3 separate regions of the Mus musculus genome follow, and all the other regions are linked to region 3. The links are chromatin loops, found by intact Hi-C in ENCODE. Cell type or tissue: left cerebral cortex. All regions are shown on one strand. Links, peaks and the distances in the headings refer to the core of each region. The heading gives the core; the rest is flanking DNA. Region 1 overlaps Oca2 (oculocutaneous albinism II). Region 2 overlaps Oca2 (oculocutaneous albinism II). Region 3 overlaps Oca2 (oculocutaneous albinism II).

What was found. Peaks named below come from ENCODE experiments on the same cell type or tissue, not always from the same donor. Only the 100,000 strongest peaks of a DNase experiment are listed, where the experiment ranks them.
Region 1: a loop joins it to region 3, with 2.2 times the contacts of the local background. A loop is called at or near these places in 2 of 42 quality-filtered maps.
Region 2: a loop joins it to region 3, with 5 times the contacts of the local background. A loop is called at or near these places in 2 of 42 quality-filtered maps.

The regions. Positions count from the first base shown.
Region 1 is chr7:56,413,652-56,424,880 of GRCm38, forward strand. It overlaps Oca2 (oculocutaneous albinism II), which reads left to right. Exons shown (of 24, transcript NM_021879.3): 20 at 80-139; 21 at 732-836; 22 at 9,637-9,730. Among named protein-coding and RNA genes, the nearest start is that of Oca2, 180 kb to the left of the region's middle. In left cerebral cortex, for the core only: no CTCF peak of the experiment used is centred there; DNase peaks (open chromatin) are centred at 6,012, 7,759 and 8,512; H3K27ac peaks cover 782 bases.
Region 2 is chr7:56,455,934-56,467,162 of GRCm38, forward strand. All of the region lies in intron 23 of Oca2 (oculocutaneous albinism II), which reads left to right. Among named protein-coding and RNA genes, the nearest start is that of Oca2, 220 kb to the left of the region's middle. In left cerebral cortex, for the core only: a CTCF peak has its summit at 5,114 (motif pointing left); DNase peaks (open chromatin) are centred at 4,233, 4,606 and 5,110; H3K27ac peaks cover 186 bases.
Region 3 is chr7:56,351,958-56,363,186 of GRCm38, forward strand. It overlaps Oca2 (oculocutaneous albinism II), which reads left to right. Exons shown (of 24, transcript NM_021879.3): 19 at 5,146-5,273. Among named protein-coding and RNA genes, the nearest start is that of Oca2, 120 kb to the left of the region's middle. In left cerebral cortex, for the core only: no CTCF peak of the experiment used is centred there; a DNase peak (open chromatin) is centred at 5,183; H3K27ac peaks cover 641 bases.

The DNA.
Region 1 (11,229 bases), core at 1,520-9,519, 61 kb after region 3:
TGCCTACCCTATGTTCTCTTTTTGAAAGACATCTGAAATCTGCACATACTCTCACTTTTAAACATATCTTTTCTTTTAGGCATTGACACATCTTCACTTAGTAGAGTATGTTGGAGAACAGACTGCCCTACTAATAAAGGTACATTGAATGTTCTAATAGAATATGTTCAAGCCATTATCCTTTGATTTTTGTTAAAAGAAAAATGAACAAAAGAAGTCTGATAAGAGTGTTACATTAATTATGTCAAAAGCACTGACGGGAGCCTACTTTACCCTGGGTAACCTAGAGATGAAGGGGATACTTGTCAAATAATATACAATTATAGATGCTTGCTATCTTGCTTTTGCCTTTAGTTACAGTAAGTCTAAAAAGGAGTAGCACATAGTAAGTGAATGCTGCAGAAATTCCCATCTTAGGATTCTGCTGGGCCAATCTGTGTGGTCATCAGATGTTAGTAAGTAATGTACATTTTTCCTCACATAGAGCTATTTGGCTGAGAATGGCTCCTCTCCAGTTACTTGTGGCCAAGGTATAGGTATGGCCCTCATTTGCATATCTATGCTTACCTGGGTCTTATCATGTATCAGAAGAAAGAGTAACAATCTTTTGACTCTTTTTGTGTATATGGTTTAGTATTGCAGTAGTTAATGCATAATGTGGCTATCATCATTTTGTGTATATGGTTTAGTATTGCAGTAGTTAATGCATAATGTGGCTATCATCATTTTAGATGGTTCCAGAAGATCAGCGCTTTGCAGCTGCCATTGTCCTGATAGTGTGGGTCTCAGCCTTGGCATCATCCTTGATTGACAACATCCCATTTACTGCTACGATGGTAAGTGGTGTGATCCGTGTGTTTAAGGCCAAGCTCTACCTGTTCCTATCTGGGCTCATCCTTTTTCTCCCTAAGAAGCAGGGCATGAAACCAGCTCCTCTGTTGCCCTTACATGTAAGGGGAAAATGTGAGCAGCTGGATACGGAACACTTAGCGAACAGTTACAGGCTGGAGACCAGGCTTTGGAGAGTGGACAGCATATCATGGTCACTGCCTGTTTGGGGAGCCCAGTTGAGGGCTGCTACCCTTCCCAGAAAAAAAAAAAGTTTCATTTTTTTTCAAAGGAAATACAAGAAACCAAAAGTCTGAGCTGTTGCCTTCATTTTTCCTCAAATGCAGAAGTTATTTATTCTAAGCAGCCTGAATGGATTCTGGTACTTGGCCTGTACATATAGAGATTTAAGTCTCCTTTTGATTCTAACTCCCAACCAACACCAAGACCCCTATCTCTGGGCTATCTTCTTCGTCATTGATTGTTTGTCTTAGGACAGGAACTGTGGTCTTTGGTGTGAAAAAAATCAAAGTGAGAATAGAGATTTAAAGGTAAGATCTGAGTCCTGCCACAAACAGTTCAGGGCCAAAGAGTGCTTAGAGCAGAAGAGTGAGTGTTCTCACAGCAGGATTCTGATGGGGGAATTCTCTCTGTTTTCCATGAGGCCCCAAGTGGTCCCTCCCTCCCATACAGATAGCCCATGTATGTTGTGAACAAGGATCCCCACGTATGAGTACAGCAGAGCTGGCCATGTAAGGAGAGGGCTGGTTAGGCTCATAGCCTTTCTTTCTCCAACCTACATTATTTAGACCTCCTCAGTCTGGAATTCATTTTATGCTAAGCTTTATTCTCTAGTGACCCAGTTCTTGTTTCAAGGTGTGGGTTTGGGAATTCTGAACTAACTCAGTGGTTGTTATTTCTAGTGGACACATCTAGAACAAAACACATAAGATCTTCAGGTTGCAGGATGGTGTGTTTAAGGAGTCCCGAGAGTCTGTAAAATTTGCAATAAAGCAGTATGCTTTAATGTAAAACACTGAGTGTTTTCCCCTTAAGAAATGAACAAGACAATGTTATCTATGAACATGTCTTACTAGTCAGAGGCTGTGCAATAAAGCAAGAGAAGCAAAGAGAAAGGACTGGAAATGGAGACATTAAACTTCAGTGACAATTAATCTGTATATTAGATAACACTAAAGAATCTACTAATTAACAATTAGGATTGATAGGTAATTTTTTCAGATCCTGTAGAGATAAAAGTCAGTTCGTAAATCATTGTGTTCCTCTGTAGGCACAATAGACTAATAATGAGAACTTGAAATAGATGCCATTATCAGATGCATCTTCAGCCCCAGAGACAACAAGGCAACCTTACACACTTATCCTATCTCAGTGAGACCACATCATGTGGTCCCAGGACATAAGCATTTGCCGTAATCCTTTATCTGTTCTTCCTGCTGGGCATTGTAATATCAGAAGGTAAGACAGACATAGAAATGAACAACTCTAGGGCAGCAAGGCTTTACTTGGGAAAGACCTGGGGAGGAGAGAACTCCAGTCTAGGAAACCAAAGAGGCTACTGTTTGTTTGTTTGTTTTTTATTAGATATTTTCTTTATTTACATTTCAAATGCTATCCTGAAAGTTCCCTATACCCTCCCCCCACCCTGCTCCCCTACCCACCCACTCCCACTTCTTGGCCCCGGCATTCCCCTGTAGTGGGGCATATAAAGTTTGCAAGACCTAGGGGTCTCTCTTCCCAGTGATGGCCGACTAGGTTATCTTCTGCTACATATGCAGCTAGAGACACGAGCTCTGAGGGGTACTGGTTAGTTCATATTGTTGTCCCACTATAGGGTTGCAGACCCCTTCAGCTCCTTGGGTACTTTCTCTAGCTCAAGAGGCTACTGTTAAGGCATAAAAGGGAAAGAGGGAAAAGGACAGATGTCTTCCTTTTGGGGTTGTGGTGACTACTGTTAAGGGTAGCCAGGGGGATGAGTAGTGACATAAGGAATGTTACTAGGTAGTGGATTAACATCTTTCATGATCAGTTATTGCTAGGGGTTGATGAGATGGATGAAAAGAACAAGAATATAGAAAAATGAGTTGCTTTAGTTTTGGGGATTGTCATCGTCATCTTTTGCTTAAAATTAAGGAGCTTCACAAAGTGATTTGGCTTTGAATAATAGCGTTGAATGCTATTCTCTTCTGAGGAAGCTTTAGGATCTCCAAACCAAACTCTTACTAGAAATGAAATGGAGGTACCCCATATTGTAAACACCAGATTGTGTTATTGTTTGAATATGACTCATTTATTTATTTTGAATATGACTCTTTGTATCTTGTGATCATGATGGCATTCATTGGTGTGATCATCACCTGACATTCTTTAGGCCACTACTCATTTCCCCAACTACCACTTCCTGAACTTATATATCTGCTCCTATAAGTAACCCCTCATAGATACTGCTGTATGTAACCCTAGCAAAAACCATTGGCTCACCAAAATGGATGTTGGTTATATACTTTGGTCCGTTGTTGGCTTCCTATCTGGGTACTTGTACTGAGTACCTGTTTGCCTATGCCTCTCCAGGAATAGTATCACTCAACAACTTGGTGCATTGTTTCCCTCCAAGCTGATACACATAGATCAACATTCTCTGTTTAGCCCCTTCCACAGTGTGCTACTAAAGAAGATGATACTGTGTCTTGATAACTTTTCTATTACTGTGATAACATATTGTGACCAAGGCAACTTATAAAGGAATTTAATTTGGTAGAGTTCATGGTGGCAGGGTGAAGGGACAGTTGAAAGCTCATATCTTAATCTACCATCATGAAATGAATAGAAAGCACCAGGAATTGCACGAATCTTTTGAAACCTCAAAGCCTGCTCTCAGTGACATACTTTCCCAACAAGGCCACACCTCCTAATCCTTCCCAAACTGATCCACCAGCCTGCAACAAAGTAGTTAAATATATGAGCCTATAGGTGCCATTTTCATTCTAACCACATGTTCAAATTTATGAAGGCGGCTGTCTAAGGAGGTTGGAAGGTAATGGCAATACTATGAGGAACTGAGATCATTTGTCTGTAATGTTTTATTTCCTGAAAGTTAAACGAATAGAAAGTGCTGAGACAAAGGCAAAGACATAGTCAGACTTCCTCATGTGCTTGTGAGCAGAATTCTGTACGCGCTGTATGTGACATGGTGTAATTAGATCATATACGGACCCTCCTTGCTTTGCTTACTCCTTCATGGCTTACTAGAGAAGGTCTTTTATGACTTACACTTTAGCACATTTCATCACAGCTTTTCCTTATTTGCTTCATAGTTGTGTTTGGCACTCAAGGCTTATTGTTCATGTGATGTATTTCTTTTATCCTGGGCGAGGTTTCTATCTTCTCTTCAAGTCTTTGCTGTATCTCGTTCCAATGCTTTATTTTTGTTCTTTTAAAATATTGTTTCGTGGGCTGAAGAGATGGATCAGTAGTTAAGGCTACTGTCATTCACATAGTGGCTCACAATCATCTATAACTGCAATCCCAGGGGACCCAACACCCTCTTCAGGCCTCTAAGGGCACTGGAAATGCACGTGGTGCACAGGCAGAATGAAGACCGAACATTCATTTGGATAAAATGAAAAAAGAACCAAACTCTTTTCTTCACATTTCTTTTTAGTTTCTTAAAAAACACTCAAACACTATGTAAATAACTTTTCAAAAATTCTAAGTAGAGAACCTTAGCGGTTAACAATTTTATTCATCGAGTTTTAGTGAGGACCATTTTATTTGATAGTTCAGCCTGTGGCAGACCACAGTGAGTTCACCCTCCTTGGATGAGTGCAAAGCCAATCAGCACACGAGGCAATAAAAGACCTAAGGAAGCTTTATTAGGAGCACAAGTAAGAAGAGCTCTGGGATAACTCCCAAAGCACCAGTCTCCTTAAACAAAGGAGACGGAGGGATTTTATTAGGGAAACTCATGCATATTCATGTTGAAAAAAAAAAGAGCCATGCCTGGCATAAATGGATAAAAATAGGAATTAATCATGGTAGGTTGCTTTTCCCTAAGTAACTCTTTGTTTATATCTTCAAACTATACCACTCTTCAGGCTCTCTTAGAGCTTTACTGTGTCCCCCAGAGTCATAGGCTCCATCTCTGCCTGCCCCTCCGGCTGGGCCTCCCCTATCTGAGACACACCATTGCATCACAAGAGACAGGGTGCCTCTTTTTACCATCTCCTTAACCTTTGCTTTGTTGATTTTGCATCTGGTAACAGCTCTCTCTCCTTCTCTGTCCTGGCACCTGCACCTGCATAAGTGCAGATGCGGATTGGGAATCCTACACCTGTGCTGGTACAATGTGATGGCAAATGCCCATGCAGAGCCTTCTTTTGCTCCTGTGGAAGGTGATGCAGTGGTCCTCTGCACTCTATGGGTGTATCCAAGGGAGTGGAGGATGGAGATGTGGGGTGGGGTGCAGGGGAGGGGGCATGAACGAGACTGCCAGCAGAATTGCTTCGTTATTAAGATAAGGATTTTTGTTTTTGTTTTTGTTTGTTTGTTTTAATTGTGACTAAGAGATAATGTCCAGAGGTATCTGGAGGAGTCCAGAGTAGAGAGAAAGAGAAATTAGATGGGGGCCTAGTCAGTTCTAGAGATGGGAAAGAATGGGAGAGAATGGTGGAGATAGTGAGGTAGCAAGAAATAGAGGAGAGAGTAGGATGGGGAAAGGGAGGGAGGGAGGGAGGAAAGGAAGGAGAGAGAGGACAGAGACAGCAAGAGGGAGTGGTGAACAAGAGCATGAACAGTGAAAGAGAGACCGGCTACAGAGTGTGGGGGGAGACATCCTTTGAATCATAAGGAGGATGAGTATCTGGAGGAGGAAAGGGCAGGATGCTAGCATGGACTTAGAGTTGTGTAACAGGTACTGAGAGGGTCTGGTGGCCAGCATCGACTTTGATATGCTGATTGGCACCACAGGTAGCCACTTGTCCCCTCTGCTAGGGGTATGGGGAATGACTTCTTTTGGCAGCTAGGAACCAGTTTTGCAAGTGCCTAAGGAATTCTGGCTTTTATCTAATCACCAGAAATCTTTCTACAGTTTAGCCTGCGCTCATTTCTAGACGCTGACAGCAGAGCCAAACAGCAGGCTTGCAGAGTGCTTGTGTGGCCCACGGCCAGTGATGTGGAACTAGCCAGCTGCCTATTACTGCTTTTGGTTTTATTTTTTCCTTTGCAGTCAGTGATACACTGCCTGGGAATTTTCCATTGCTTAATAAAAGACCAGGGCTTGAGAATGTGCCCCCTTCTTCTTCCACCCACTAAGTGCCTGCCTACCTGCAGCAGACTCTTCCCCTGGGCCAACTGTGGAAAGCTGGAGCCAATGCCTCTGGGTTTCAAGGGCTGTTTTATGGATCTCTAGCCTCCTTTGTCCAAGGCCAGGTGTGTAGAGTGACTCCCTACTGTGAACCTGTGTTTGGCAGTTTCCCTCACTGATTTGGCTCTGACCCACTGACTGATCAGTGGTTTGAGGGGCACCAGGTTTCCTGTCTACAGAGACTTCCTTCTCTCTGGAAGTGTCTTCATTCTCCACAGATGTAGAGCTTTCGGCATGTAGGGAACACTTAGGGAAACTCACCAAGGGCCAAAGTGCTGGCAGACAGCTGCTGTTTCAAAGGACTATTAGTACAGATGCAGTTGGGAGTCAGAGGCCTCTTGGTGAGGAGCTGCCGTGGCTGCAGGAAAATAGTAGTGATGTGACCCTTTAATACAGTTCCTTATGTTGTAGTGATCTCCAACACATTCATTATGTGAACTGTGTACACAGAACAGCTCATGTGTGTCAGTTGTAGAGTTCTACTTTGCACAGTCAGGAAAGAACGAGTTATCATTTGGAGGGAGGATAGTCAGAGAATTAGCCCATAAATGGCAGGATGGCACCATGAGTATTTGATTTATGCCCAGAGGAGAAAGAATCAGTCAGGAGATGAGCTCAGTTTTCCATGTTGTCTGGATAAGGCTTCCAGGAACGTTGTACTGAGAGCAGTGTAGATTATGGAAGGCATCCATGTTCCAGGGTTTGGTGAGAGACAAAGTTTGCTATTAGCTGTTTTTTCTAGTTTTAAGACTAGGCTTCATGATGTTGCCCTGGGCCTGGAATAGGCTAAGTCAATAGAAGCTATGGGGATCTTGGTGTTGAGATATTTCAATATTTGGACACATTTTTCCATGCCTGGGAATCCCCTTTACACCCTTTACACTCACCTGCCTTTCTTTCCTTGCTCATTCTTCCTGTCTGCAGTGGACAAGAGCTTGTGGGAATCTGAGTATAGCCCCATAGCAGAGAATTTCTAGGTCTCTGCTACAGTGCCCTCAAGGGAACCTGAAATACATAGCTAAGCACTGAGAATTCTATGACAGTTTTTCTTTGTTGAAGCCTCCCTCCCTTTTTTTCATACTCCTTCGTTTGAATGGGAAAGATTTTGTGGCAACGTTTGGATTTAAAATGTTATAATTTTTGTCCTGGCCTGAATTCAAATGATGCACACTTGTGCACATAATTTTATAGTTCTTAAAAATTGTTGTGTTTTTTTTTTTTTTTGTTTTGGATACACATAGTTGTGTGTATTGCCATTTAGCTCATGTGTGAAGTCAGTTTTTTGAACGCCATTTTTTTCTTCAGCAGTTTCTCATCCCAGGTCTGTTTCCAGGCCCACAAGGAGGCATTCTAGCAAGTGTTGCTGTTGGCTGTCGTAGCTGGGATCAGAAAACCATGCATGATAAAGGTCAAAGGTCCTTCACACACACACTTACATTTTGTTTTTTACTTGATGCCATTTTTGGTTTTAGCCTTTTTCTTTTTTTCTAAAATGTTCTGAAACAAAATAATATAGAGAGCTGAGCCAGGTCCAGTGGCCTGCAATTAGGCTAAATAACACAGCAGTTATAGGCACTCATGGCTGGGTTTCTGCAGAGGGAGGATCTGGATTGGATCCCAATATGCCATTTATGAGAACTAAATAAGGCTATCCTAAGAGGAATAGGAATGTGAGCAACAAAGGCACCCTGTCCCCTCCACGAACTTGACAATGCAGGTTGCAGGACTTCCCCAATGGGTAGGTGATGAGTGAGTCCTCTGGCTAGGGAAGGTGACCTTGGAGGGAAATTGCAGGGCCACAAGCCCGCCCTCCCTCTCCCAAGTGTGTGTGTGTGTGTGTGTGTGTGTGTGTGTGTGTAAGAGAGAGATAGAGAGAGAGAGAGAAAGAGAGAGAGAGAGAGAAAGAGGGAGAGAGAGAGAGAAGGAGGGAGAGAGAGGGAGGGAGGGAGGGAGGGAGAGAGAGAGAGAGAGAGGGAGGGAGAGAGAGAGAGAGAGAGAGATCAGAGATCAGAGATCAACTTGCAGGAGTCAGCTCCCTCTTAACACACGGAGTCAGGGAATCAAACTCAGGCCATTGGTTTGGCATCAAGTCCCTGTCCCTCCTAGCCATATCACCAGCCTCCACTTGTCAATTAAAGTGAAAGCAGACACATTTGAGGAGTGAGCTAGTGTGGACTGACACTGACAGGATGACTCACGAACAGCACGACACTGGCAGGGTATCATAGACACTGAATGCATGGCTCTTAGGCACCACATGAGACTTGACATGACTTCATCCACTGTGACTCACAGCAGCAGCCTGGGCAGCTTTAAACAAGGAAACCTGGTTGTTCATCTGGCTAGCACCAGATACAGACAGATGGGTACAAACACAAAGTTTTGTGAATGCCAAAATTTGCTTTGGTTCCCTGCCATGCATCTTGTGCTCATTTAAATTAAAAGAAAAAAAAACAGTTTGGCCATTAAAAAAATGTCTCTACTATTGCATATGCCAGCAAGATTTTGCTGAAAGGACCCTGATGTACCTGTCTCTTGTGAGGCTATGCCAGTGCCTGACAAATACAGAAGTGGATGCTCAAAGTCAGCTATTGGATGGAACACAGGGCCCCCAATGGAGAAGCTAGAGAAAGTACCCAAGGAACTGAAGGGGTCTGCAACCCTATATGTGGAACAACAATATGAACTATTGGTCTCAGTACCCCCAGAGCTCATGGCTCTAGCTGCATATGAAGCAGGAGATGGCCTAGTTGGCCATCATTGGGAAGAGAGACCCCTAGGTCTTGCAAACTTTATATGCCCCAGTACAGGGGAATGCCAGGGCCAAGAAGTGGGAGTGGGTGGGTAGGGGAGCAGGGCGGGGGGTGGGTGGGTATAGGGAACTTTCAGGATAGCATTTGAAATGTAAATAAAGAAAATATCTAATAAAAAATGTTTCTGAGGGCTAGTGAGATAGCTTAGCATGTAAAGGCACTTGCTATATGAGAATGTAAGCCTGACAACTTGAGTTTTATCCCCAGAAGGAAAGTACTGATTCCAATCTACAAGGTTGGCCTTCCATACTTGTGCTGATACTACCACCCCATCACCCCCCCCCCCGACACAAACTAATAATAATGTTGATAATATGATAACAATAATGATATAAAGCTCTTAAAAATTTTAATTTTATTTTATGTGAAAGGCATTTTGCCTACATTTATGTCTATATTTTACTCTCAGAGGCCAGATCCTTAAGATGCTGGTTGTAAGGCTCCACAAGGGTACTGGGGATTGAAGCTAGTCATTTGTAAGGCTAGCCAGTGCATTTAACGGCTGAGCTATCTCTTCTAAAACAAGGTTCTTTAGGTTTCGTAAATCAGTCACAGTGGGTGGCTCTTATAATTTTCTATGGCGTGTGTCCATAATACTCGTTTCTTCCACAGATTCCTGTACTCCTGAACCTGAGCCAAGACCCTGAAATTAGTTTGCCTGCACTGCCTCTCATGTATGCCCTGGCCCTCGGTGCCTGCCTGGGAGGTAAGGGTTGCCGACTGCATTTTGGGAGACCACACTAACCTCGTTGTCTAGACAAAGCAAGATTTAGTAGTTAACAGATCAAAAGTAAATTGAGGAGAATCCTGGAGACTTCCTGATTTCAAAATCTGAACAACCAGAACTCCTCAGTTCCTCTGTGAAGCCTCTCCTTTTGGTCATAACCTTTCATGGATTGGGTCCCAGAACCCTAATCACGGCTACCCAGGGAAATGAAGAAATGGAAAAACCATGGACATACAGGAAAATTGGGATCATGTGGTCTGGGGTCTCTGGGAAGCTCAGAGTTTATTATATGCAGTTGAACAGGGAGGTGAGGTTATTTCATACATCTGACCAAGAAGACAGGCTTAGCTAATCTCTGTAGGAGCGGTCTCTGTAGGGGAGCAGTCTTCAGGCTGTAAACACACAGGGGGGGGGGGGGGGAAGCTATAACAGACATCTGCTTTACACACTGTCTCCACTCACACCCAGATCAGAGGAAGGCTTTGCTACAGCAACAATATAGTCACTCAGGATTTCACTTTCTCCCTATTTCTCACTCTACTTCTCACTCTGCAGAACCCATGATCTGATGACAGTCACTGTTAATAGTTCAAAGCTAATGCATTCCCACCCTGTCCAAGTAAGGCTCTGCAATGGACATTCTTTCTCATTCTCCTCTCTGGGCTCCCCTGTTCAGAAGGAATGCACATGCATTAGGTAGAGCAGGGACTCTATCGCAAAGGAAGAGGGATGGTAAGAGATCAAGCACAGGTGCTGGGACTGAAGTCTAAAGAAAACTGCAATGTGAGTTAGAGATTGCCAGATGGAATTGACCGCTGGTTAATACCCGAGGGCTTTGGATTTAGCTGTCTGGAGGGGAGTCAAGCTACAGTCCTTTTAATATTTAGACAGCTTAATCACCTGTGGGAACACCGGTGGATTGTGGAGAATCTTAGATAAACACACCAGATATATTTAACATTCTTATTGCCTCCAGATAATCTAGCTTTCTGTGTTCTTTGACTTCTCTGACTACTGAGTCGATAACTTTCTGGTTCATTTATCTGCTTATTTGTGAAGGGGGATTAACATCAGGCAGTGATGCATCTGTGACTTCAGGAGACAACTAATTTATCTAATGCTGTGACTGGGGCTGAAATTCATATAAAAGCACAGAATGCTTACATTTTTTTTTCCCATCTGAGAAACAGCTTGGGAAAACGGCAACAGTGTTTCTTTCATAGATACAGCAATTGAAATAAGATGCAAGGACATTTGAAAATTCATTCCTTAAATGGAATTTTTAAAAATTCAAATGTATGAACTACCTACTATAATAACCTGGCATTGTGCTCTGTGGGGGAGCCAATCATTTGACCTAAGGTAATAACAATGGGTACGTTCTCCCGTGGTTTTTTCTGAGCACATGGAAAATTCCAGAAAAAGATTGTGATAGAGTAGGCAGAGAATATGATCAGAGGAGAGGGGGTTTTGAGCAG
Region 2 (11,229 bases), core at 2,084-10,083, 100 kb after region 3:
TGGGAAAAGGGGCTTGATGCCAATCCCAATGACCTCGGTTCAGTCCCTGGAACTCACAGTGTATCAACTCCCATACATTATTCTCTAACACTGATATATATACCATGGGGTATGCACCTCCCCACTATATTAAGCAATAAATAAATAAATAAATAAATAACTCTATACTCCAAACCATAGTTGAAAAATGTTCCATGGAGCTGTACACTGTAAAATTTTGCCTTGCCTTTACATTGTACAATTCCCTACAACTAGACTAAAGATGCACATGATCCTTACAGCCTAAATGATTTTATTAATTGAATAAGAGAAATTTCAAATATTGAAGTACCTAGAATGTGTTCAATTGGGCAAATTGAGATGGTTTTAGATGGTTTTGAAAATCTTAAAGTGACATAAGAGACTTAACATTACTCAAAAGTAAAATATCCTGGTAGTGTGGTAGGAGGAGGAGTTGGAGGCAAGTGAGTCCCAGACACTCACTGTACAATCTCTACAAGCAATGCATATTTAGTAATATCCTGAAAATCCAAACAGTGGTGTGTAGTTCACCACTAATGGTTGATAGAAATGCTCTTAAACTGCCCTTTCTTGAGAAACTATTAATTGACAACTTCCTGAAAAAGACTCATCTTCTCTATAAGACACACAATTTAAAAAAATGACTATAGACATACATATTCACATGGGTTGATAGCCTTAACTTTATAAAGTGGTATATTTATAGATAACCAATTTCTATCAGACATTGATCAGGTCATATTTCATAAACACTCATGTAAAAATATCTTGTCCATTTACATTTATCTATTCAGATTACACATTTAAACAAACTGGGCCAGAGTATGAGTATCACACAGGGCAAAATGTTTAGATGGGATCTGCAGAGCTGGGAAGCTGCCCATGAGGGGAACAGTAAGCACAGTTGAGAGGATGTGACCTTGGCTGTCATTGGTAAAAGCTAAAGTCATTGTTTCTCAGGAGGAAAATGATCTGAGGAAGTGAGTTTTGTGAGCTCCTGCCTTTGGAGTGGAATGCCAAGCTCTGGTGAAGGGGCTGCACACAGGGTACAGCAGAAGGAAGGTAGGTGTGATAGGGTTATGCACGTCAACAGGAGTGAACAAATAAATCAAGACTTACCTCTGAAAGAACATTTCTTCCTGCTTGCAGTAAAATGGGAAGACTGAAGATTGCCAGTGGGGAGACAGGACTGGAGACAGGACTGAAGCCAGGGCATTCGGGAATGGGGGTGGATGTCTCAGAGGCGTGGAGAATGGGCAGGGGTTGATGTGGTATCAAGTGAGCTAGATTTCCTGAAAACAAACATCAGTAAGTCAAGGAGTAAAGAAGTCACAGCTGCATTCAAATGTAGGAGTTCTCTAGGAGGAGAAAAGTAGTCTGACTTTGTGTTACATTTAGCACTGGGAGACAGACTGCCAGATGCCAGGGTAGCTGTGGCATGGGTCAAAAGAGAGAAGCAATCGAAAACTCCTAGAATGGAGACAATGATATGTGGGGCTTGAGATGGTCTTGAGAGCAGGCAGTTGAATAATTTTGTGTGCTCTAGGAGGGAGAGGGAGAGGAAGAAGATAAAGAGAAAGAGGAGGAGGAGGAATGTAATACGGTATACTGTTAGTTATGACTTGTGGTTGTGAGCCATTCAAATTCTAACCTAATTAGCTTGAGAAGATGGTAAGCAGACCAGAAGATTTGCCAGCTCTGAATGGCCTGTCTAGCTAGGCCTTGTCAGTAGTATGAACCCTGTTTTGACCTTGTCCTTCTCTGGTAACCATGCTTAGGCCAGGGGCAGGGCTTCTTACGTATAGCAGGGAACAGTCCCTATAGCTCCAAGGAAGACCTGAAAGTGTTCTCTGGAAGGGCTTTGTCTGGCCCAAGGAGGACAGGTGTTTACTCTTGACTGGCCTTAACTATCTCTGGGTTTAGTATCCATCACTGAGTGTTGTTACCATGGCAGCACATTCAAAATACAAAACAGGATATCTCCTATGAAAAGACCGGGGTGGGGGTGGGGTGAAAATAATGTGTTCATTACATATATTGAAGGGATGCAGGGGCGGGAACAAAAGAGGTATTTTAGAATTCCTAGTCTACAAGTCAGTCATATGGTTCCTCAGGTACTACCACCATGTCTAGCTTTTAAGATCTGTCTTCCTGTAACTCCTTCCATGGGTGTTTTGTTCCCCCTTGTAAGAAAGATCAGAGTTACAGAGACGAAGTGTGGAGCAGAGACTGAAGAAATGACCATCTAGAGACTGCCCCACCTGGGGATCCATCCTATATACAATCACCAAGTCCAGACTTTTGTGGATATCAACAAGAGCTTGCTGACAGGAGCCTGATATAGCTGTCTCCTGAGAGGCTTTACCAGTGTCTGACAAATACAGAGGTGGATGCTCTCAGCCATCTTTGGTCTGAGCACTGGGTCCCCAATGGAGGAACTAGAGAAAGTACCTAAGGAGCTGAAGGGGTTTGCAGCCCCATAGGAGGAACAAAAATATGAACTAACCAGTACCCCCAGAGCGTGTGTCTCTAGCTGCATATGTAGCAGAGGATGACTTAGTCGGACATCAATGAGAGGAGAGGCCCTTGGTCCTATGAAGGCTCTAAGCCTCAGTATAGGGGAATGCCAGGGCCAGGAAGCAGAAGTGAGTGGGTTGCTGAGCAGGGGGAGGGGGGAGGTGGTAGGGGATTTTCAGAGGGGAAACTAGGAAAGGGTATAACATTTGAAATGTAAATAAAGAAAATATCTAATAAAAATGTAATTAAAAAAATCTGCCTTCCTTGAATGTTATGGAAAGTAATGGCTTCATTCCTATTACCTGGTCTTCCTCCAGGGAAAACCTTCCATTTCCCACCAGAGTAGGAATAAGTTATTTTTAATGTGTGGCGTTTTTGTACATGTTTTGTTTCAGTCTGTTTTGTTGACATTTTTAATAGCCTATGCTATGTCTGTATTTCTGTGTCTAGCTCAGCATCTCTCATCTGTATTGATTACTATCTACTGTCTGTCTATCTATCTATCTATCTATCTATCTATCAATCATCTATCTACCTACCTACCTATCATCTATCTATAATTTATTATCTAAGCAAACTACTATTATCTGAGTACCTATTACTATATATTTATCTCTATATAGTAATATATGGCATTATAGATAACATATAGTATTGTTTGTTTGTTTATTTATTTATTGTCTGTTATTTACTTATTATGTCTGTTTTATTTAATTTTTATCTCTCTACACATACCTGACTTTCTTTTATTCCCCATAATCATCTATCTAACACATACTCTAATGGCATCACTTTTGTTACAGGCCCTTTGGCTTCACGTTTACTTTTATATCAGTGGGGGCTTCTTGTCCATGAGACCCTGGCCCTTGTTTTTGGGACCTGCCTTCCTAAGGTGAACTGATGATTCCCTAGGCTGCTTCATGTATTCTGCCCTGGCAGCTGTGTGACTAATCTTAAGGATAACTTAGCTAGCAGACCAGAGCAACCATTTTCTGACTGCCTAGTCACAGGAAACTCCCAACACTCTCAGGTTGCTGGAGAATCCAGAATTTTCTTTTACTTATGCCTAAGAGAACTAGCCCTTTTTCTAATGTGCATAGTCAAGTGCTATCAGCCTCTCCTAGGTACTGTGCGTACAGTCCAACATTTCCCCAGACCCAGTAGAGAAATCTAACTCTGAGAAGACATCTTTCAGTCCTTACATCCACAAACTTGTGAATGGATAGTTTTTATAACATTGTTTTTGCGATGTTACATTCATTTTGAACAGCAGTGATGTTTATCAGCCTGAGCTTGTCTGGGTCACCTGAGCATCGATCTAAATGTTCTTATGAGCACTTTGAGATCTACCGAGAATAGCTGAGTGTTTGGGAAGTGGTTTTCTATGTGAATCCTTTCTGTTTCTTCCACAAATGTTCTGTAAGGTTCCAAGCATAGAAGTGACAGGCTCCTGGAATGTGACACTATCCTCAGGTAGCTGCCATGGTCCAGACCAGGACGACTGAGGAGACACTGGTATCTGACCAGCCTGGTCCAGTTAGAGTGGAGAAGATCAGCACTGAGGACTCACTCCCCGTGAGTGTTTGTTAGAGAATCAGGATCACCCAGAGAGTATGTCTGAGATGATGGTGGAGAGCAAAAAACAGGAGTGTTGCAGTGCCACCAGGACAGGAAGTAATGTCCTGGACTTTGTTTTACCTAGATTCAGGTCCATCTTCTATTCTACCACTCACAAGAGCAGCATGAAAAACGTGAAAAACAGAAAATTATAAAGCCAGCCCAACAAAATCTCTGTTGAGTTATAGGATTTACCCTGAGAATGCCTTGTGCTATATATACCGTTTTATCAAATGTCCTTACAGAAAATCTGTCGGTTTAAAAAAAAAATCAAAAACACGAATGGAAATTCATTTTAGAAATGCAAATCTATATTTTTAACAGATGATTCACTTTTCCCTAATTAAAGCAAGGATATGATTGTGCCTGTCTTAAATGTCTCTATATTTAGTTTTCTACATTTTTAATATCATGCCAGTTTTCCACGGTTTAAAACAAAACACCCTTTCTTTCTTGCAGTAAAATAGCTTGATCTCTACTGTTTTGTGACCTGGACGTTACAATTAAATTTACAGCATCTTCATAGTTTTCTTTGTATTTTTTCCCATTAGTGACTCACGGAAATAATAAAGAATATAGGACCTGAGAATCCAATTTCCACATGTGAGATTTCTCTAGCATGATAATTTCTCTCCTTTGTTCTCTCAGCTTCTGGAGAATAGCATTATCTTCTGGAGTTTTGTTTTTTTTTTTTCCCTTATACTAAATTTTGGCTTTCTAGACACTGGGATTTTACTCCAAAATTCACGTAAAGAATATGAGAATTTTTATAAAATAAATATTTTTTACTAATCGTTGAGAATTTCATACAATGTATTTTGATCATATTCATTAACCCATCCCAGATCACTCCTGGATCCCACTGTCCAACTGCCTCTTTTTTTTTTTTAATTTAATAATCCACTGAGTCTGGTTTGCTATGCCCATGTATGTATGTGTGTGGGGCCATCTGCTGGAGTGTGGCAGACCTACCAGGAGCCACACCCTTAAAAACTAACTCTCCCTCCCTTAGATGCCATCAGCTATCAAAAGCATTTCTGTTAGAGGTGGGAGGGTGGGGGAGGCTTTTGAGCTTCAGGCTAGAATTAATTAGCTTGATTAATTAATTAGCTGATTAATTAATTACTTGACTAGCTTGATTTTGTACAGGTCTTATGCAGATGACCACAGCTCCTCTTAGTCTGTGTGAGCAGTGGCCCAGTTATGTCCAGAAGACACTGGGTTGCTCTGGTGGTATGAAGGAAGTCATACAGGGTCAGAGGGTCTGGAGACTTCTACTCTGTCCACGTTTGGTACTCATGAGGTGTGGGAAGAGAGGCAGGAGATGGGAGTTTCCAGGCCTCTCACCTGTCTGGACTGGATATTCATGGCGTAATGGAAGTGTGAAGAGAGTAAGCAGGCCTGGGGATTCCTTACCTGTCCAAACCAGATGCAGAGGGGTCAGGGATCTTTAATGTTTTTTAAAAACTACATTTCCCCCTATCATCCTTTAAAATAAAACTTCCTCTGAGAAATAGTCAACATTGATCATTTACAGTCAATATATGCATGTCTCTCTGTGTATATATTGTTTCAAAATACTGAAAATGAGAACCATTCTGTATGCTGCTCTGTACCTTATTTTATTAAAATTTAGTCATACAGCTCAAGGACAGTCCCTGTGAGCATGCATGTAATTTGCCCACTCTTTAGTGGTTCACTGTATTCAGCTGTGGTAGGTCAACAGGAGTGTGTTTCCTAGTGTCTTTGTGTACATGACATTGGCACACACACACACATCTCTGGAATACAGACTATGAAGCAAAATTGGTAGTTATCCATTTTGTTGCTTCCAGGTTTCCCAGCAAATGACTTTCGTGTGCTCCTCACCGCATGACATAACAGGATACTTTCAGCAAAACTATGAATTTTGAATATTTATTTTTTAAAAAAGATTAATTTATTTTATGTGTATACTTTTAATTTTTTTCTAATTTGGTGTAGAAAATTATCTGGGAGGGATGATTTGTAGCCACCCAGCCACAGTGTACAAGTACTGTCTGTAACAGTCTCCAGAAAGACATTCTAGAGAAGCCTTCAGACTGATGCTGTGTCAAATGTTTTATTAAAAAATTATTCCATGATAAGCTGCATTTTAGAGTAAATGGTTATATTTAGTCCTACAGGACTTCTATCTTAGTGAACTTACTATTCATTCCAAGTCCGGAATATACTTTTCTTCTTTTAAAATTGTCAAAACACGTACCTCCAAAGACACAGACAAAACTCTTCTTTTTATGAAGAATTGTGTGCTGTGATGACTCCCTCAGTTCTATGCCCACTCAGTAGGTCCTGTTTCTCTTAACACGACAGATCTGATGACTAACACACTAGCACCACAGCCTCCCTAAGGCCTCCCCCCAAAGCTCACCCTAGTGGGCTTTCAGTCACCCAGGCCAGCCAGTCTGAAGTTGCTTCCCCCAAGGCACCTCACCACCGCTGTACTCTTCTCCAGTAGACAGAAACTGTAGAAAATAGTCTTAAATATTCAGATCTCAACATTTCTTAAAACAGGAGGAAGGAAGATAAAGAGCCATGAGGTGTAAAGGTCATTAAAGCTCATTAAAGGGAAGTACTTCATCTTCATGCAAAGCTTTCCAACCAGGAGAAAATATCCATCACATCTGTAATTACAGCGAGGCCTAATGGGACATTGAAATTCACGGGGCGCTCCAAGGAGACTTCAGTTACATATTTCACACTCTCAAAATTAGGAACAATCTTTGCAAAGTATTGATGAGGGGTTAGGAAGTGTGGGGAGCGGGTGTGGCGGCAGTCCCAAAGGCGCCAGGGACTGCAGCTAAGTCATATGACTTGCACCTTCTTGAGTGCTGCGCAGGTGTACCAGGATACAGGTGAATCCAATTTGGTGGAGATTTGCCCCTGCTGCCCTGATTAGCTGAAGCCTCGTGACTGGTGAGGGGGCGTGGCCTGCGGTGCGTGGATGAGAGAGAGTATAAAAGGAGTGAGAGGCCCAGGGTCGGGGGAGATATAAAAACAAGGGCGCGATATATAAACAAGGGCGCGATATATAAACAAGGGAGATATAAACAGGGGAGATAAAAACAAGGGAGATATAAAAACAAGGGAGATATAAAAACAAGGGCGATATAAAAACAAGGGCGCGATATATAAACAAGGGAGATATAAACAGGGGAGATATAAACAAGGGAGATATAAAAACAAGGGAGATATAAACAAGGGAGATATAAAGAAAGAAGAAACAGGACTGAATAAATGTGTGCAGAAGGATCCTGTAGCAGCGTCGTTCTTCCTGGCCAGTTGAGCGCGCGCAACACATGGCGGGAAAACTGCCCCTGCACGTGTGCAGATTATGTTTACCACTTAGAACACAGCTGTCAGGGCCATCTTATAATGGCAAATGTGAGGGCGGCTCCTCACAAGGAAGGAGCCTGGTTGGTGGCCCAGTGTCTGAGAGATCTCGGGGGTCCAGGCGTGTGTGTGTGTGTGTGTGTGTGTGTGTGTGTGTGTGTGTGTGTGTGTGTGTGCATGTGTGCTTCTCTTTCTGACAATTGCCACAAAGCCCAGGAATACACTGGTCCTACTTTCCTAAAGAAAGATAACCTTTCCACAACTTTTCCAAGACTCTGAAACAACATTAAGTTAGTTGTCTTCTTTTAGTGATTGTCTTATGTACTTAACAAAGAAATATGGGGCCCTGAGGCTCCTCTGCTTCAGCAGGTGGAGAATTGTTGAATTGGGTTGGGGGGAGGGGTAGAAAAGCTAATGATTCCAAACAAAGTTAAACATCTGAAGATTCAGAATTTCCCAAAAAGTAGATCGCCACAAAAAAGTGAAGGAAAAAAAAATCCAAGAAACAAATCTGTGGGAGGCAGCCTGCGTTGGTAAGAGGAAGTTCATCTGATGGTATGAGGAGCAGCTGAGAAGAAAGCTGCAAAGACAGGGAGTCTGAGAGGGCTGAGGTGAGCAGATCCATGGAGGACCTCAGGGTGCAACAGAAGGTGAGGAAGAGAGGAAATGGCAATGGTTATTCAGTGAGGCAATAAACGAGGGTGTGCATCTTATTCCCAGAAAGACAGTGCACAAGCTTCTAATCCACTCCTCACCGGGCCAGTTCTACTTTATGCTCAGAACCAGCTGTCTCCCTGCTGCAAAATGCACAGCTTTCTCCTACTTCAGGGAACACACTCCCAGGCCATGGAAGGTATTCAGGACAGGAGTGTCAGAGTCAGAGAACATCAGTGGTGTATTAGGACATGTTAGTCAATCCACAGCTCCCCACCCCCAACAGCCCACACGTATCTTCTCATATCATGTGTCTTCCAGTCCTTGGACAGCAAGCTTACTCTATCCATTTAGTTTGGTGGTTCGATGGATTCTTTTATTTTTTTAATATTTTTAATAGGTATTTTCCTCATTTACATTTCCAATGCTATCCCAAAAGTCCCCCATACCCTCCCCCCCCACTCCCCTACCCACGCACTCCCACTTTTTGGCCCTGGCATTCCCCTGTACTGGGGCATATAAAGTTTGCAAGTCCAATGGGCCTCTCTTTCCAGTGATGGTCGACTAGGCCATCTTTTGATACATATGCAGCTAGAGTCAAGAGCTCCGGGGTACTGGTTAGTTCATAATGTTCCACCTATAGGGTTGCAGTTCCCTTTAGCTCCTTGGGTAATTTCTCTAGCTCCTCCATTGGGGGCCCTGTGATCCATTCAATAGCTGACTGTGATCATCCACTTCTGTGTTTGCTAGGCGCCGACAGAGTCTCACAAGAGAGAGCTCTATCTGGGTCCTTTCAGCAAAATCTTGTGTGCAATGGTGTCAGTGTTTGGAAGCTGATTATGGGATGGATCCCCGGATATGGCAGTCTCTAGATGGTTCAATGGCTTCTTTTAACAGGGAAGAAAATTCTGCCTCCCAATGGTCCTCCCTTCAATGTTGCCTTTATCCATGGGTCCTGACTTAATAGTTTCAGCCCCAGAGGATTACCACTCATAGCTGGCCTTTTCTGTCTTCACCTAAAACTCTGCATAGCTCTTGCCACCCACACTCTTTCCCATCCAACCTGAGCAGGTGTGAGTGCTCTGATTTCCTACATTACACGTGGCCTCACCAGAACAGAAAGGAACACACTTGCCCTTGTTTTATACTCCATACCTGCTGCAGTCATAAAGCCTCGCTTGGCCTTTTGCACATGGGGAGTAGAGAAAATGAATTCGTACTGGGGCAAAGTGCTGAAGACTTGGTTTTTGTCTTCGTTAGGGTAACTAGTGCTATGAAACACCATAACCAAAAGCAACTTGAGGACAGAAGTGCTTATTTTGCTTACATTTTCACATCTGTCCATCATCAAATGCAGTCATGGCAGGAACTCAAACAGGGTAGGAACCTGGAAGCGGGAGCTGATGCAGAAGCCATGGAAGAGTATTGTTTTCTGGCTTGCTCTTCATGACTTAGTCAGCCCAATTTCTTATAGAACCCAGAACCACCATCTCAGAGATTGCACCACCCACAATGGGCTGGACCCTCCTACATTAATGCAAAAGAAATGCTCTCCAGACAGGCTTAAAGCGCCATCTTATGGAGACATTTTTTTTGTTTTGTTTTTGTTTTTTTTTTTTTTTTTTCCATTTTTTATTAGGTATTTAGCTCATTTACATTTCCAATGCTATACCAAAAGTCCCCCATACCCACCCACCCCCAATCCCCTACCCACCCACTCCCCCTTTTTGGCCCTGGCGTTCCCCTGTACTGGGGCATATAAAGTTTTCGTGTCCAATGGGCCTCTCTTTCCAGTGATGGCCGACTAGGCCATCTTTTGATACAAATGCAGCTAGAGTCAAGAGCTCCGGGGTACTGGTTAGTTCATAATGTTGTTCCGCCTATAGGGTTGCAGATCCCTTTAGCTCCTTGGCTACTTTCTCTAGCTCCTCCATTGGGAGCCCTGTGATCCATCCATTAGCTGACTGTGAGCATCCACTTCTGTGTTTGCTAGGCCCCGGCATAGTCTCACAAGAGACAGCTACATCTGGGTCCTTTCGATAAAATCTTGCTAGTGTATGCAATGGTGTCAGCGTTTGGATGCTGATTATGGGGTGGATCCCTGGATATGGCAGTCTCTACATGGACCATCCTTTCATCTCAGCTCCAAACTTTGTCTCTGTAACTCCTTCCAAGGGTGTTTTGTTCCCACTTCTAAGGAGGGGCATAGTGTCCACACTTCAGTCTTCATTTTTCTTGAGTTTCATGTGTTTAGGAAATTGTATCTTATATCTTGGGTATCCTAGGTTCTGGGCTAATATCCACTTATCAGTGAGTACATATCATGTGAGTTCCTTTGTGAATGTGTTACCTCACTCAGGATGATGCCCTCCAGGTCCATCCATTTGCCTAGGAATTTCATAAATTCATTCTTTTTAATAGCTGAGTAGTACTCCATTGTGTAGATGTACCACATTTTCTGTATCCATTCCTCTGTTGAGGGGCATCTGGGTTCTTTCCAGCTTCTGGCTATTATAAATAAGGCTGCTATGAACATAGTGGAGCATGTGTCCTTCTTACCAGTTGGGGCATCTTCTGGATATATGCCCAGGAGAGGTATTGCTGGATCCTCCGGTAGTACTATGTCCAATTTTCTGAGGAACCGCCATACGGATTTCCAGAGTGGTTGTACAAGCCTGCAATCCCACCAACAATGGAGGAGTGTTCCTCTTTCTCCACATCCACGCCAGCATCTGCTGTCACCTGAATTTTTGATCTTAGCCATTCTGACTGGTGTGAGGTGGAATCTCAGGGTTGTTTTGATTTGCATTTCCCTGATGATTAAGGATGTTGAACATTTTTTCAGGTGCTTCTCTGCCATTCGGTATTCCTCAGGTGAGAATTCTTTGTTCAGTTCTGAGCCCCATTTTTTAATGGGGTTATTTGATTTTCTGAAGTCCACCTTCTTGAGTTCTTTATATATGTTGGATATTAGTCCCCTATCTGATTTAGGATAGGTAAAGATCCTTTCCCAATCTGTTGGTGGTCTTTTTGTCTTATCTCAACTCC
Region 3 (11,229 bases), core at 2,087-10,086:
AGATGCCTGTTAGCTCTAAGAGACTATATTTGACTGGTGTGAAGTGTACGGATGCCTGTTAGCTCTGATTTCCTACTCTTCTTAGTCAAGCCATCTCTGTCCTTGTTGATCTGTTGGCATCACTGAGATGAGGATATCAACATTTCCAAAAATCATTGAGTTGTTTATTCAATTCTGTCATTTATGCTTTATGTATTTGAAAACTGGTTGTTAGAGACATTATGGACTTGTAATATTTTCTTGGTGGATTTTCTTCTTGTCCAAAATATAAAATACTCTTCAGCACCAGTTTCTTTTATTGTGAAATCTTTGTTATCTGGAATCAACACAGTCCCATTTTATTTACTTACTTACTCTTACTAATCTGCATTTAGTTTTACATCTCATAGAACTGAGTCCATGCATAGTACATGCTAAGTAAGTGCTCTATCATTGAGATGTATCTTTAGCCCTTGGGTTTTAAAGACAGTTGCTGACAGCCTGGCCTCAAACACTATGAAGCCTGGGCTGGTTTTGAACTTATGATTCTCCTACATCAGCTTCCTTATAGGTAAGTGCTATCACATGTAGCTTATGGGTTTTACTTCAATTGTGGTTTACTCTGTATGTCATTTTCCTTACTTTTATTTTCCGCTTACCTGAGCACAGCATATATTTGAATCATTCATGTGCTAGTATCTGCCTTTTGCTTGAAATACTTAAATTTTCATATTTAGTATAATCACTATGATAACAGAATTTAATCTATACTGCACTATTAATTTTTGAGTCGTCTCTGCAAACACCGTGGCCAGCAGAGTGTCAGTCCATGTGAGGCAAGAAGGAAATGTAGTTCAGCATGAGTCAGTAGCCAGTGTTGGCTCAGACTTCAAGAGTCTGACAATGGGTAGTTTTTTTCAGGCACATTTAAGCACAACACAATTAGGAAAAATGTTTTCTAGTAATATTAAACTCAATCCTGTGTATACAACAAAGCTTAAGACATGATTACATAGAAATTTATAAAGTATTAAATGACATCTTCCATAGAGATAAATTCTATATCTTAAGTTGGGAAACAGGCTCAAGGTAGACAGCTAATGATAAGGATCTGGGAGAAGATAATGCTACAGATTGATTGAGATAAATGTCAGAAGTCTTTGGGAGCCAGGTGTGGTCTGCATTATACAGATCATACAGAGGTCACTAGGCTATGAACCACAACTATTCCTGCCTTCTGGATAGAAAATAGAGAATACATAGTTTCTTTTGAAGAAACAACCCTGTGTGTAATTCCTGGTTTCCTTAGTACTTATCTATGAGCACAAGACCATCATCCATTGTCTTGGCTTTTATTATTCCATTTGTTATTTTTTTGTTGTTGTTGATGCTTCCAAAACACTGTTTTAATTCCACATTACTCTTATTTTATGAGTTATTTTCTTAATCATTATTATGGTAATTACAAGGAACAAATTAACTTGTAACAGTCTATTTCAGATCAACACTAATTTAATTTTGATAGTCTGAAAGAGCTTTCCTCTTTATAATTTTTCATCTCTTTGTCTTTTGTGCTACTATTTGCTATATAATTTTAATCTTTATATATCTTATGTTCAGTTCTATAATTGTTATTTTAAGATGACATATTTTAAATAACATGAAAGGTCAAAAAGGTTATATCTATATTATTTTTATTTATATAAATGTTCCCAGGTGTTATTTATTCATGTGGTTGGAGTATCTTTCCAAAATGGTTTTCAGTTAAGACTCAAGGGCTTCTATTAGTATACCTTAGATTAAAGGTAGTCATGTCTTTTCCTGTTTTTGTTTATATAGGAATGTCCCATCATCTTTCATTTTGAATGGCAGTTTGGCTGGGTATAAAATTCTTCATTGACAATCTTCTTTTTCAACACTTTGATTATGTAATCCCAGGGTCTTCTCGCATCAGTATTGTGAGATTACTTAATTTTATTGAGTTACGTGGTTAGTTGCTTCTCTCACTGACTCAAAACTTTCTCTTTGTGCCTGTCTTGTCTTTCAGCATTTTTACTATGATATGTCTGAGTGTGGCTCGCTGTAAATCTGTCCTAATTGGACTTAGTTGAGTGTCATGGATGCTGAGATTAATCTTTTCATCATATTTGGGGAGTTTTGCTCATTATTTTTTCAACTATTTTATATTTTATCCTTTTTCCTCTGCTTTTACTTTTAGAATTCTTATGATCCATGTATTGTCTGCTTCATGGTGTCTCACAAGCTTCTGATGTTAATAATTTCTACTTATTAATCTTCTTCCTAAGATTAGAACTTGTTGTTCTTATCACTGCCCAGCTTATACTTTGTATTATTAAAAGCTTTAGAAACCAACTTACATTTCCAAAAACCTCACCATAATTTCATTTCTTTTAGAGATGAATAGATTTTTGGAGGTCTTATTTTATATTCACATTGACATCCTTCCCTAGCTGAATTTCGATACATTTGTCATCATAGAAACTTGTTCTGTTAGTGTCAATAAAATTATTTATTTATTTATTCTTATAAAATGTTTTCACCATATTGTCCTTCCCACCTCTTCCAAGCCCTACTATTCAACTTCATGTTCTTCCTCTCTCTTTCAAACACCAAAAATGAATTGTCCCTTTACCAGCAGGTATCCACTGCAAGCAGCTTCTTGGTTGGGGGTGAGACTTTTTGTTCACTTCTCAATAAAAACTTCTTTTCGAGGGAAGATGTTCCTGTCTGCTGCTCACTGGTGATTTGTGCGTCTCTCCTTGGAGACTATGGCGATCTTTGAATACCTGGAGAGGTTTGGTTGTCAGGGTAACTTTAATGATCTGACTGAGTTGCACTTGTTGGCCATCATACAGACACTGTGAGATTTAAAACTAAGAAGCCTATCCCCTCTTCTCTGGCTTATTCAGACCTTTGACAGGAACCCATAGGTGCATTCTGCAAGGTTGGCCATGTTTCAGCTACAACTACCCAAGTACTACCACCTGCTCTTTTATTGTCTCTACTATGGTTTGAATAATGCAGCTAGTTTCTTATGTTGAGGTCACAGAGATGAAGAATTTGGAGCCAAGAATTTGGTTGCCCATCCACCTTTCATTTTTCATTTTCAATATCTTGTATCACAAAGGTTGGCACAAACACTAAGACAGCTGGCTTTTTAAAAGTGATTTTGATAGACACTATGCAACTTTCCAGCAACAGGTTTTCTGAAAAGTACATATAAACAGAAATATCTATTAGTTATCAGCAAAATAGTAAGCCATGTTTCAAGGCAATTATTAAACTCTGAAACCAAGTGATTAATATTTATTAATATGATTTTCTCCTGGACAATTAACCTTGACAATTTAAGTTGTATCAAACATACTAATATTTAGTTTTCTATGTAAGTTTTATTTTCCTTTAGCATTTGTAAGATGGGCAATTCTCACATTTGTTTTTAGAATACTAAATAAAGCTGTTTATATGTAAAGGCTTATTAGAAATACCAGGACTAGGGATTTTCCCTAAAATTCTGAATATCTCTATTTTGAGTCAACATATTAGAAACAATAAGGTCTGTTGACTATTTCATTTGTTATGGCCATGTTTCAAGTTTTCAGCATTTATAACTTAAGCAATGATTTTGAAAAATCTTGTTAGATATGATTATTTCATAAGCTTTTCAATTTTTTGTGGAAACTGTGTTTTGTTGTTAGGAAATAGTACAGCATATTAGAACAAAACTAAACAACATGGCTAACTAGTTTTTCTTTGACTATTTGCACAATATTACTTAAATGATGTACATTGCAGCTTTTCCTTAGGCCATATGCTTTGGAATAGAATAAGATATGTTGGGTAGAACATTGGTCCTACTATCTCAAAAGTTTTTCTTATTTGTTCTGTGTTTAGTATTGATCAATAGGGATCCTTTTGGACAGAGAACTAACATTTTTGATGCCATCAGATGAGCACACAGTTTCTGAATCACCTTGGCAAGACAGAAATGGTGGTTAGAGCTTAAATCTACTTCAAGTTCTGGATGGGAATGTGGATTTTGTTTGCTAACAGCTCAGTGAATATGTTGATCTTGTAGCTTCATCCATGGGACTGAGAAAGCTTCCAGTAGGAAGGAGAACAACAGAGTAAGGAGTAGTGAGTGTATACTGATGAGCCATTACACAAAACATACTCTGAAATATTTCCAATCACCTTATGTGACATGACTTGTGAGCTATAGTACCACAGTCCTCAGGCATCAGAAATGACTAGAACCTGACCAGATGTTGACCAAGATGAGAAGAGTCAATGAAGAATGTGTCTTTGACAATCAGGGAACCTGGGGAATAAGGGGACAGGCCTCATGACTCTGTGATCTCCAAAAGCAGCTGGATAAGTTTCTCAGGTCCAGGACAATTTGTTACCCCTTTTCAGGGTTCTGGTCACATAGAGGAAGGTCATTCTAGCTGTTAGTCTGTGAATATTTACTTACATTTGTTTGTAATAGCCAAGCACTAGAAACTATTGAGATGCTCTTAGTGGGAAAATGGAATGTACGTTATGGCATAGCCAAATATACCACTGACTGGTGAAGAACACTGAATTTAACTCACAATGTGAAAGGGAAGAACCTTAAAGTAATTGTGCTAAATGCTGCTTTTCTGTCAAGGTAATCTGACCACTGTCACATAAAAACATGCGCCATTAGATCATTTGGGAATGTGACAGCAAGAGTAGACCTTTGTATAAAATGTGTGAGATTTGGGGTTTGAGTTGAAGCATTAGGAGGAGGGAGGGAGGAAGAAAGAGATAAAAATACAAATCCTCATTCATAGAGAATACAGAGAATATAAATTGATCTATCGAGACAAGAGAAGGCTGTTCTGTTGGGAGTGTGCTAGCACACAGTGACAGAAGGATCTGGAGGGGGATAGAGCATGAATGAGCATGAGTTCTGCGGATGATGAATATGCCCATTATCTTGATTGCAGTGTTGGTTCATGAATGTATACATAAGCCAAAATAGAAATTATACTTTAAAATATACACAGTTTGCAGTACAGCATTGTTTTCAACAAAAAAATGTAAACCATTCAGAAGATAAATCATCCACTGGTGTGCTAGCAATGGTGTTTTACAGGCTGTATTTTGTCTGTTTTACAGGATGGATTGCTATTCTGGGTGCCATCTGGTTGCTAATTTTAGCTGATATTCATGACTTTGAGATCATTCTACACAGAGTAGAGTGGGCGACTCTTCTCTTCTTTGCAGCACTCTTTGTGCTGATGGAGGTAAGGCTTTGGAACTGTTACTCGATTTTAGATTTTTACATTTTGTTTGCAGAGTGAAGCCTAAGGCTGCACATCTTTCTACATATTCACTAAATGGGAAATGGTAATGATTAATGTTAAGGTGACCCGGGTTTTTATTTCTGACATTTAAATGTTTCTTATAAAAATGTTTATTTGGTTATTATTCTGTCTTTTTCTTGAATTGTTTTTGTGACATATACATTTGTTTTAATTCGCTAATAAAATATAATTTGCTCAAAATAAGTCTGGAGGAAATGGCTTACACTAGCAAGTTCATACAGCACAAGGATCTGACTTAGACGGCACAATACTGAATGAATACTGCTGTATAGGCAGAGAAAGACTACGTCAGAGAACATGTGATGCTATTATGTATTGCTTTGATTGGAAAGGTTTCTAAAAATTATTCACAATACGTATTTTAATCTTAAGACGTTATTTATAAAGTTGTGCCTTCCTCAAACAGAGAGGAAGAAAAATAGCTAGCAAAAATATGATTCACCAAAGAGTTCCTGACCAAGCATGGGTTCATTGCCTCCCTGTTGTCCCCTGTTATTATATTTTCACTTCTAAAGGCAGAACATTTCCCAAATTTCTCAGTAATGGCCTTTTTGACTCTTGCAAGTCTATTTTTTATTTTTTAAAAATTAATTTTAAAGTTAGCATACAAAACAATGGGTTTTATTATGGCAATTTCATGCAGGTGCTGTTCTTTTTTCTCATTCATCTCCCTTCTGCCACACCCTTCCATGATCTGCTCCACTCTCATTTGTCTCCTTCCATCTCTCAAGTAGTCCTCCCTTTGGCTTTCATGTCCCATGGATTCTCTTAGCCACTCCCTTTCTACCCTTCCTGGCTTCCTGAAAATCTATTCCTAATTTCACTCATGATCCCTTATCTGCAGTCATGACTCTACACACACACACACACACACACACACACAGACACACACACAGACACACACACACATGCACACGCACATGCAATTAAATCTATATTCTACATAGAAGACAAAACACGTGACACTTGTCTTTCTGGCTTATAGTGGTTTCATAATGGTCTTCCAGGTCCATCCATTTTCCTGTAAATATGATAGTGTTTTACGGCTAAAAATTTTCATTTTGTGTCTGTGATTATATAGCCATTGTGTGAGTCTCTGTGTGTATGTGTGTATTAGCACATACTCATTTGTTTATGGACATTTAGGCTGATTCCATGTCTTAGGTGTAGTCCTTGTGACTGGTTCAGCAGTAAACACCAATGTGTGTGATCTCTTTGGTATGTTAGTTTAGAATTCTTCAGGTAAATATGCACAAGTGATATACCTGGGTCATATGATAATTCTATCTATCTATCTATCTATCTATCTATCTATCTATCTATCTATCTATCTACCTATCTATCTATCTATCTACATCTCCTCCCCCACCCCAGCCCTTCCCTCTGAGAGGGCAGCCTCCCCCCGCAGTATCCCACCACCCTGGTGCATTAAGTCTTTGCCGGATTAGGTGCATCTTCTCTCACTGAGGACAGACAAGGCAGCCCTCTGCTACTAATGTGTTGAGGGCCTTAGACCAGCCTGGGTATGCTCTTTGGTTGGTGGCTCAATTCTCTGGGAGTTTCCAGGGGTCCAGGTTAGTTGACACTGTTGGTCTTCCTGTGAGGTTGTCATCTCCTAGAGGGCCTTCAATCACCCCATAACTCTTTCACAGGGGCCCTGACTTTCGTCCAATATTTACTGTGGTATCTGCATCTGTCTCAGTCAGCTGGTGGGTAGAACCTCTCAGAGGGCTGCTATGCTAGGCTTCTGTCTGCAAGCACAACATAGAAGCATGCCTCATTGGACAACAAGTCCTACAGAGGCAACCCATTCCCAGCACTAAACTTCTGGTGTCTCGTAGGATCATTGTTGATTCATTGTAGGAAAACTTAATTTTGGCTCTCGTTGTGTATGTGTATAGATGTATTTTAGGAAACTTCTAAGTAGTAGATTTTCATGTGAGGTTTGAAAAGTTTCTGGTGCTTTTTTTTCCCTTTCAGTTTTCCTCTCCTACTCTGTCCTCCCTCCTATATCACAATCTACCCCTTTCTATTCTTTAAGTCTCCTTTAACCCATTATGTCAGGATATTCTATCTTCCATCTCCTGAACAACTTTACCTGTAGGCCTTTAATAATTTCCTTACCTTTAGGGGCATTCCAAATAAAACACTCACATCTAAAGATTCAAAACTACCATCCACAGTGAGAGAAAGCATTTGACTTTTGTCTTTCTGAGTCTCTGTTACTTCATTCAGAATAACTTCAGCCACTTACCTTCTAATTCCATCATCTTATTTTTCCTGATAGCTGAGTAATAGCTCATTGTAGAAAATGCCATATTTGAATTCTCCATTCTTTAGTTGATGGGTATATTGACTGCTTTTGTGAGCAGAACATCAGTGAACATGGATGAGCAAGTACCTTTGCAGTAGGATATGGGATCTGTTGGGTTCATGCCCATAAATGGCATATCTGAATTTTAGTTTTAGTTTTTTGAAGAGATTCTAGCTGATTTCTACAGTTGTTTTATGGTTTACATTTCCACCAATGATAAATAAGCCTTCCATTTACCCCCATCCATGGGTTTGTTGTCATTTTCTTCATGGATGATGGCAATTCTGATTGTGGTTATATATAAGTGCAAAGAAGTTTTATTTTCATTGTTCTGATGCTAAGTATGTTTAAAAAATCAGATATTTATTGGCCATTTATAATTTTTTGCAAACCACCTTCAGTATACTGGCTTATTTACTGATTGGATAATGCATTATTTTGATGTTTAATATTTGAAGCTATTTGTATAATGTAGATATTAACTGCCTGTCTGATATGTAGGCAGCAAAATTTCCCCATCATGTATGCTATCTCTTCACTTTTATGCTCATGATTTTGCTGTGCAGAAGCCTTTTAATTTTGTATAATTCCTTTTTTTCATTTCTTGAGGTTATTTTCTATGCGATTGGAGACTTTGTTGAAAAGTTGCTTGTGCCTGTACCTTGAAGAATTTTACTATGTTCCTCTGAGCAGTGTCAGATTCTCAGGTCTTTCATTAAGGACTTGGAATCATTCTGAATCGATTTTGTGCAGGATGGGAAGCATGGCTTTAGTTTCAGTTGCCTGATTCAGAATGACTGTTTCTAGCTTCAGCCAGTTACCTTCTAATTCCATCATTTCTTTTTTCCTTTTAGTTTCTGTCCTCTGCATGTGGATAGTCAGTGTACCCTGAAGTATTTGCTGAAGAGGCTGGTTATTGTTGTTGTTTTATTTTCTCTATATTTTTGGCACCTTTGTTGGGATGCTATAGTTGTGTGAGTTTATTTATGAGCATACTGTTTTACTCCAATGGTTTATATGTCTGTTTCTGTGCCAGTATAATACAAGTTTTGCTATTATGCTTCTGTAATAGTATAGTTTGAGGTCAAATATCATGATGCCCCCAGCCCAATTCTTCCTGCTTCATCATGCTTTGGTTATGTGGATGGAATCTTTTATGCTTCTATGTGAAAGTTAAAAATTTTGAAAATATCCTGTTGTTAGTGTTTTAATGGTGATTGTATTAAACCCATAGATTACTTTTAATAATATAACCATTTTTAATAATAATAAACCTGCCAATCCATAACATGAAAGTACTTGCATCATTTAGCAGGTATGCTTAACCTTGTAATGTTGGAACATGATATCATCCACAAGATATACACTCAAGAACTGAACAAAAATTAATTAAAACACTGTTTTTAAAAATGTATGATTTTGTTTAGGTTAGATTCATTATTATTTTTGGCCATATACATTTCTGGGCCATGGTTGAACACATACTTTCTATTCTGTCTTAAATTTTTTATTGAAGGTTTTTTTTTTCACTTTCTTGGTAGATTTCATTTTTTTTAAAGATACACTGAACATGACTCCCCCCCACCCCCGATTTCTCTTTCTAAAAGTTTGTTTTGGTATATAGAAAAGCTATTAATTTTGCATGTTTATTTTATATTCAGCTACTTTGCTAAAAATTGTTGACTAGGTCTAAGAGTTTTCTAGTGATGTTATTAGGACTTTTTAATTATAGATTTACTTTCTTAGTAAGTATGAATAAATTTAATTATTTTTAAATTTAAATTATTACTCTTTACATATATTATATATTGACAGCAGTTTCCTCTAACTCCATTCCTTCTAGTTCCCTGCCCCTACAAGATCTATTTCTCTTTTGCATACCTTCAGAAAAAAAAAAGCGAGCCTCCCAGGGGTAACCAAACATGGCATAACAATTTACAATAACACTAGGTACAAACCCTCATATCAAGGTTGGAAGAGGTGGCCCAGTAGGAGAAAAAGAGTCCCCCAAATGTAAGCAGAAGAGTCAGAGACATGCCCCCCCCAGTCCTGCTGTGAGGGATCCCAGAAGAACAGCAAGCTATGTAACCATAATGTATATGCAAAAGATTTAGTTCAGACCGATTACAGTCCATGATTGTAGCTTCGGTATCTGTGAGCCAGTGTGAGCCCTGCTTAGTTGATTCAGTGGGTCATGTTCTTACTGTGTTCTCAACCACTCTTGGCTCCTAGAATCCATTCTCTCCCTCTTTTTCCAGGTTTTCGTAGCTTTGCCTGGTGCTTGGCTGTGATCTCTGTATTTGCTCCTATCAGTTGCTAAATGATGCTTCTCTGATATCAATTAGGATAGGCACTGATCTATAGGTATAGTAGAATGTCATTAGGAACCAAGTAATTTACTTTTTTGGTGGGGAGGGAGTTCGACTTATTTGGTTCTATCCTGGGTCTCTAGACTGACCAGCCTCTGGTTCCTGGACATCCACACAGTTTCAGCCATGAGCTCCCTCTTGTGCTGTGGGCCTCAAGTTGGACCAGATATGGTCACAAAGAGAAGAGGAGCTATTTCAGATAGGTTGGGTTGGCACTGGGGGAGTTTTAGTGGTCCCCGGGCAGGGTGCTTACCTGGGGTTCTCAGTGTCAGCTTGGCTTCTGGTGGAGTAGGAGGTAATTTAAACAATTCATTTCCTATTTATAGTCTTTTTATTTCTTTCACTTTTCTTATTGTTGTAGCTAAGACTTCAACAGCATATTTATAGGAGTGGAGCAAGTGTGCAATTTTCTTTCGTTCCAGAGTTTAGAAAACAGTCTCAGCTTCCCACATTAGAAGAATGTTAGCTTATAACCATGACGTATATCCCTTATTATATTACATCTATTTTTATTTTATTTATGTTCTTAGTTTCTTTAATCTTTTTTAATCATAAGGAGATGTTGAACTTTATCAAAGGCCATTTTTGGGGGGAGGGCTACAGTGATGACACTGGTGCACAATCAATCATGAGGACCAGAGTTAAAGTTCCAGTACCCATATATCAAACTGAGCATCTTGTAAGTGCCTGTAACTCCAAGTCAGAGGGATCTGATGCTTTCTCTAGCCTCTATTTGCATTCTAACCTGTACACACATAAGCATATACTCACACACATAAATAAGTAAAATAATAACCAAGGTCTGTTCTGTAACTACTGAGATAACCATTTATTTGTCTGCTGAATTATACTTGCTGATTTCCATATGTTGAAACAAACTTGCAGCTCTGCAATAAAATCAATTCAGTCAGGCTCTACAATTTCTTAATGTGTTTTTCAGTTCTATTTGTAAGAATTTTATTGAGAACTGTTGTGGTTTTGGTTATCGGCAAAATTGTTACATCTTTTCTTTTTTTGTTTTGTTTTATCTAGTTTTGGTGACAGTGATTTCAACACTGTAATATGAGTTTGGTAGTGCCTCCCCCTTTGATATTTTATGGAACAATTTGAGGAGCATTACTTGTGGTTCTTCTTTAAATGACTGCTGATTATTTACCAGTGATTGAAATGATTTATCAATCATCCAGCCTGG